2 separate regions of the Mus musculus genome follow, and region 1 is linked to region 2. Evidence: chromatin loops called from intact Hi-C (ENCODE). Cell type or tissue: left cerebral cortex. All regions are shown on one strand. Links, peaks and the distances in the headings refer to the core of each region. The heading gives the core; the rest is flanking DNA. Region 1 has its middle 4.4 kb from the start of Gm5922. Region 2 overlaps Myrip (myosin VIIA and Rab interacting protein).

Region 1 (2,910 bases), core at 286-2,785, 290 kb before region 2:
TCATAACAGTGGCAAAATTGAAGTTATGAAGTAGCAACGAAAATAATTTTATTGTTGGGGTCACCACAACATAAGGAATTGTATTAAAGGGTCACAGTGTTAGGAAGGTTGAGAATCATTGCTCTGGGTGGTCTAGGTTTCTGCAAATAGGTCATTTAGACTGATTGGCCATCAGTCCCTAGGGATCCTCCTCCTGTCTCTGCCTCCCCAGTGTGAAGATTGCAAGTGCGCACTAGCGTGTCTAGATTTAAAAAGAAAGGATTAGTGTGTGTGTGTGTGTGTGTGTGTGTGTGTGATATCCAATGCCCACTTCTGGACCTGCATACACTTGGTGCACATGAGCCCATAAAGTATTTTTATGTATGGACATAAAAATAAAATTAGCAATAAAGAGATCTTCATAGCAAATAGGAAACTGAGACACAAGTTCAAACTTACTTGGAGGGTGTCTTTAGTTTTTAGAATGACTTAGGTAGAGGGGCATCAGCTGTTTTCCCACCACTCCCAAGGGCAAGTGTACCTGGGAATTATCCACCACTTAAAGTGTCAGTCAGACAGTCTGGAAACCTTAAGAAATATGGAAGCACCAATAAGGGATCTAGTCTGAATAACAAGGTTAAGAGGGCTTCGGTGTCACAGACACAGGTTCTATTGTGAGAAACTGCATTGCTCCTGGAGCAGGAGGAGGGGCTTACCCAGGAAGTAAACACACAAGTCTCAGGAGGCTCCTGAAAATTACAAGGTTCGTGAGATCCCCCCTCCCCAAGGTTATGAAGTCAGTGGTGACTGCTGAACAAATATACTCTCAGACAGGCTGCAAACTGTGCTGGGAGCTTTAGGGATGCTGGTTTTATGGGTTGTTAACCTGTCCTGGAGTGGTGATCCACCTTCCCTGGAGTTATTCATGTTCCTGTAACTCCTCATCCAGTCTCTTGTAATAACATTCATAAACTTGCTAGTTCACTGACCTAGACTTCAGTGGGTAGAATTGTTCTCTTTGTTTTCAATGATTTATGCAAGTGAATACATGTTTGTTTGCATTTCCCAAGGAAAAGTCACATCACAGCCACCATGCTGGGTTTTATTCAGTGCATGAGTCAAACCCAGGGTTTCTGTATCCTAGACAAGCACTGTACCAACAGAGCTACATCCCCAGCCCTGAACTCACAGAGACCTCCTGCCTCAGCCTCCCGAGTGCTGGGATGATAGGTGAGCATTGACATTCTCAGCTCATCTGGATATCTAATACAGTAATTAGGAACAATACTGTCACAACATGGAAACTCTTGAACGGTCAGTGAACTTGGCCCAGATTATGACTAGTTCCTGATCTCTGTCAGCATGTCAGTCACCTTCTATGGGACTTGATAAGGTTTGGGAACTGTTTGGTTAATATCACAGCTTTATGTAGCCATAAGATAGCTACCAGGGCAATCCAGGAAGAGCCTTTCTAATTGAATAGCATTATTCTACGCCTTTCAACTGTTGGTACTGACTTACTCTGGCCACCAGGGGGCAGGACAGTACCATGGTTGCCAGAACAGACCTCTTCTGACTGGAATTCTGTTTGCTGCGGCACAAGCCTGTAATCACAGTTGAGTCACGAAGAGTTTCTAGTTTGCTTTTTGTGGCTGTGATTAAAAACAAAACAAAGCACAAAAGACAAAAGCTGGCTAAAAGCAACACGGGAGAAAGGGTTTTATGATTCCAGGTTACTGCCCCATACTGCAGGGAAATCGCAGAGGCCGAGACAGTTTGCCTCAGTCAAGTTTAGAGAGAGATGAAGGCACCCACACTGCATGCTGCCTGCTCACTTGGACACAGTCAGCCAGACTCTGCATAATTCTGCAGCCTAGAGCCCCCTATCCAGGACCTGGGGCTGCCCACAAAGGTTGACTCAAATAATAATCTGGACAATCATCCAAAGATATGTATGCCCACAGGCCAGCCTGATGTGGCCAGTCCCCCAGCTGAAACTCCCTTCTTAGCTGATTCTAAGCTGTATCAGCTTGACAGCCCAAACTAACCAGTACAAGCAAGGGCGGTGAGTTTGAGGTCAGCTTGAGCAACACAAAAAGACCCAGTCTTAAAAATAAAAACAAGACAGGTTATGTCACACAAGACACACACCTCTAATTCCAACAGTTAGGAAGAGAGGTAGGAAGATCTCTGTGAGTTCAAAGCCTACCAAGTGCGTTCCAGGACAGCCAGGGATACATAGTGAGACCCTGACACACACACACTAAATAAACCTAAACCAAAATACGTTCCCGCCCCCACCCCTGTAAAACACAAAACTAAACAGAACAAGTTACAAAAAGACAAGTGCATCTCCGACTGCTTACTTTGTGATTTAATGGAAGCTTGGGGGGGGGGGGGAAACTCCAGCACTTTGATGCTGTCCTCTGGCTTTTGTGGGGACTGTGCTTACAGGCACACCCACACATCTCATTAAAAATAAGGTCTTGGGCTGGTGAGATGGCTCAGCGGTTAAGAGCGCGGACTGCTCTTCCAAAGGTCCTGAGTTCAAATCTCAGCAACCACATGGTGGCTCACAACCATCTGTAATTAAATCTGATGCCGTCTTCTGGAGTGTCTGAAGACAGCTACAGTGTACTTACATATAATAAATAAATAAATATTTAAAAAAATAAGGTCTTTTAAAACGTTTTGGTTTCAAAAGCTATGAAAGTGATAATTAAAATATATACCTATTTGGTTGTTTTGGGGTACTAGGCAAACCAGGATGCTGGAGGCACAAGAAGACTTTCTCTGCTTACAAACAGGGCCCTTCATCCACACGAAACAAAGCAAAGACGATGAAACTCTCCATTCTCCATCTCTCAGTGTGAGAGCATGCAGAAACCTGTGACAGCACACAGCTTACCGAAACAACACACAGCTTCCCTG
Region 2 (2,910 bases), core at 105-2,604:
GAAGGACGGTAGTAGACAGCCCCCAACCCGCCTGCTGACCAAACCGAAGAGTGGGACCTTTCAGGCCCTGGAGGTGGCGTCCAGTGTGACGTCTGCCTATGATGAGATCGGTTCCGACAGTGAGGAAGACTTTGATTACAGCGAAGCCTTGAGTAAGCTGTGCCCACCGTCCCAGAGCAGGCTCAAGCAACCCCAGCCTCAGCCTACACAGGCCCAGAGTTCTGGCCAAGGTCCCTTAGCCACCTCTCCCTCAAACCCTGAGGCCATGTGCTCGGATTCAGAGACATCTTCCACCAGCTCATCTCGGGAAGCTGGCTGCCGGGCTAAGCTGTCCTGGCTGCAGAGGAAGGCCCCCAAGAACCCCGCAGTGGAGAAGATGCCCCTCCAGGGAGAACTGGACGTCAATTTCAACCCTCAGGCAGCCGGTGGAGAGACTTCCGACAGTAGCGATCCAGAGGAGACCCTCCGCACTGCAGAGCGCCGGGCCAGGAGGTGGAGAAGGGCACGAGTGGGCCCCGAGGAGTCAAACAGGGGTCTGCCTTCACCTGGTGCCCATCCACGGGCACTGCACACGGCTCAGGTAAAGAAACCCGCAAGCACACAGATATTTTGAAAGTAGGATGACCCTTCTCTGCGCATAGTACCCAAGAGAGCCTGGGTTTGGGCTCTGCTGTCTAAGATTCTATTGGTCTTGCGGCCAAGCGCACCCTGAGTTGTCACTTGGGCTCGCCTCTCTGGAGGCTTCCATGTGGGTGCTGTGTCTCTTGAGCTTGACCAGAACATCAACGGCAGGCACAGGTGGTAGGGGGCTTCTTCAGTTCGTGGTGGACAGAATGCAGAGAAAAGGAACACGGGAGAGAGCGGGGGCGGGGGAGGCAGGGCTCGAAAGAGGGCTCGGTTGGAAAAGGGTTCACTGTGTGAGCTTGAAGACCCGAGTTCAGTCACCGCCTACAGAAAAAGCCAAGCATGGTGGCACACACTTGCTATTCCAGTGCTGGGAAGACAGAGACAGGGACAGAGACAGACTCCTCACAGTCACCACATGGCCAGCCTTACCTATTCAGTGAGCCCCAGGCCAGTAAAAAAAAGGTGGATGCCACCTGAGGAACAGCATCTGAGGTTAATCTCTGGTATCTATATTTTCATCACACACACATATACCTTCACACACACAACCATCTCTAAGGACGATTTGTGTCTGCTTTCAACTCTCAGGTCGTGCGTTGTCAGTGAGGAAAGCCATAGCCCGGGGAGCTCAGATGGAAGGAACCTGGAGGCAGGAGCTGATGCAGAGGCCATCCCTGGCTTGCTCCTCATGGCTTGCTCACCCTGCTTTCTCATACAACCTAGGACCACTGACCCCGGAGTGGCACAGTGAGCCGGGCCCTCCCACATCAATCATTTACCCAAACGATGCACCATAGCCTTGTCCACAGGGCAATCTAGAGAGGGATTTTCTCAAGTGAGATTTGCTCTTCCCAGATGACTCTAGCCTGTGTCAAGTTGACAAAATAAAAGCAATGGTCTGGCCTGGTGACCATGACAACACCAGGTAGGGAGGAGCCAGAGGCCAGCCAGAAGGCGCCCTTTACCCTCCTTTCCTCCTCTGGAAGGACTTGAGCAAGTAGCAGTACCCTCTCATCGCCACTAGGTGGCGATGCTGCTACGCTGTCCGGGTGTTCAGATCTTCAGTTTCCTTTCATAGGGCAGTTCTCACTTCTGCCTCCTCCTGAAAATAAGACACCCCAGGTTGAAATGAAATAAAAATTTCATATTTAAACTGTTACTTCAGAAAAAATATAAATAAACATAAGACAAAGCAAGTGACATACTATAATATACAAATATTAAATATTTATATTTGTATAAATATTGTGTCATAATATACATACAAAACTATAATATACAGATATTAAAGCATCCCAGTGGCGTTTACTGCCAGGCAAGGTAGCACATGTCACTGATTCCAGTACTCCAGAGGCATAGGATAATGTATCAGAGGCTAACCTGGACTACATAGCGAGTTCTGGTCTAGCCTAAACCACCTAATAAGAAACCACACACATCCCCATCCCAGAAGACAGACGTGGCTGAAGAGATGTCTCAGCAGTTAAGAACACTTGCTTCTCCTAAAGAGCACCTGGATTTAGTTCCCAGCACCCACATCAGGCAGCACACAGGTGCTTGTAACTCCAGTTCCAGAAGATCTGACGCCCTCTTTCTCTGCACTGAGGGCACAGGCACATACGTAGTGCACATACAGACAAAGAGTCACAAATAATTTAAAATAAAATAAAAATGAACAAATTAACTCATTGCTATGCCCCCTCCCCCACCAAGTGACTAAAGGTGTATTTTGTGTGAGGCCGTTTTCTTAGTTTGGGTTTCTGTTGCCATGATGAAACGCCATGACCAAAAGAAAACTGAGGGAAGGGTTTATCGGCTTACACTCCCACGTCCCTATTCATCATGGAAAGAAGTCAAGACAGGAACTCAAACAGGGCAGGAACCTGGAAGTATGAACTGGTGGGAAGCAGTGGAGGGGGGCTGCTTACTGGCTTGCTCACATGGCTTGCTCAGCCTGCTTTCTTACAGAACCCAGGATCACCAGCCCAGGGATGGCCCCACCCACAGTGGACTGGGCCCTTCCCCATCAATCACTAATTAAGAAAACACCTTACAGGCTCGCCCACAGCCCCATGTTATGGAGGTATTTTCTCAATCGAGGTTCCCATTTTCAGATGACTTGCTTGTGTCACATGGACACACATAAAACTATCAAGTACGGCCGTCTTTGTGTGCTCATATAGACACAGTAGACTTAAGACTGTAACTCAGCAAGTCTGTCCGTGTCTGGCATCATGCTGTCTGTCCATCTTCCACTTCTCTCTAACTCGGAGAGGTTGGCCC

Evidence for each region. Hi-C counts contacts between places; a loop is a spot of excess contacts. Peaks named below come from ENCODE experiments on the same cell type or tissue, not always from the same donor. Only the 100,000 strongest peaks of a DNase experiment are listed, where the experiment ranks them.
Region 1: a loop joins it to region 2, with 7 times the contacts of the local background. A loop is called at or near these places in 11 of 42 quality-filtered maps.

What each region holds. Positions count from the first base shown.
Region 1 is chr9:120,139,323-120,142,232 of GRCm38, forward strand. No RefSeq gene overlaps it. Among named protein-coding and RNA genes, the nearest start is that of Gm5922, 4.4 kb to the left of the region's middle. In left cerebral cortex, for the core only: a CTCF peak has its summit at 1,508 (motif pointing right); a DNase peak (open chromatin) is centred at 1,518.
Region 2 is chr9:120,432,399-120,435,308 of GRCm38, forward strand. It overlaps Myrip (myosin VIIA and Rab interacting protein), which reads left to right. Exons shown (of 17, transcript NM_144557.5): 10 at 1-580. Among named protein-coding and RNA genes, the nearest start is that of D830035M03Rik, 59 kb to the right of the region's middle. In left cerebral cortex, for the core only: a CTCF peak has its summit at 1,644 (motif pointing right); a DNase peak (open chromatin) is centred at 1,645.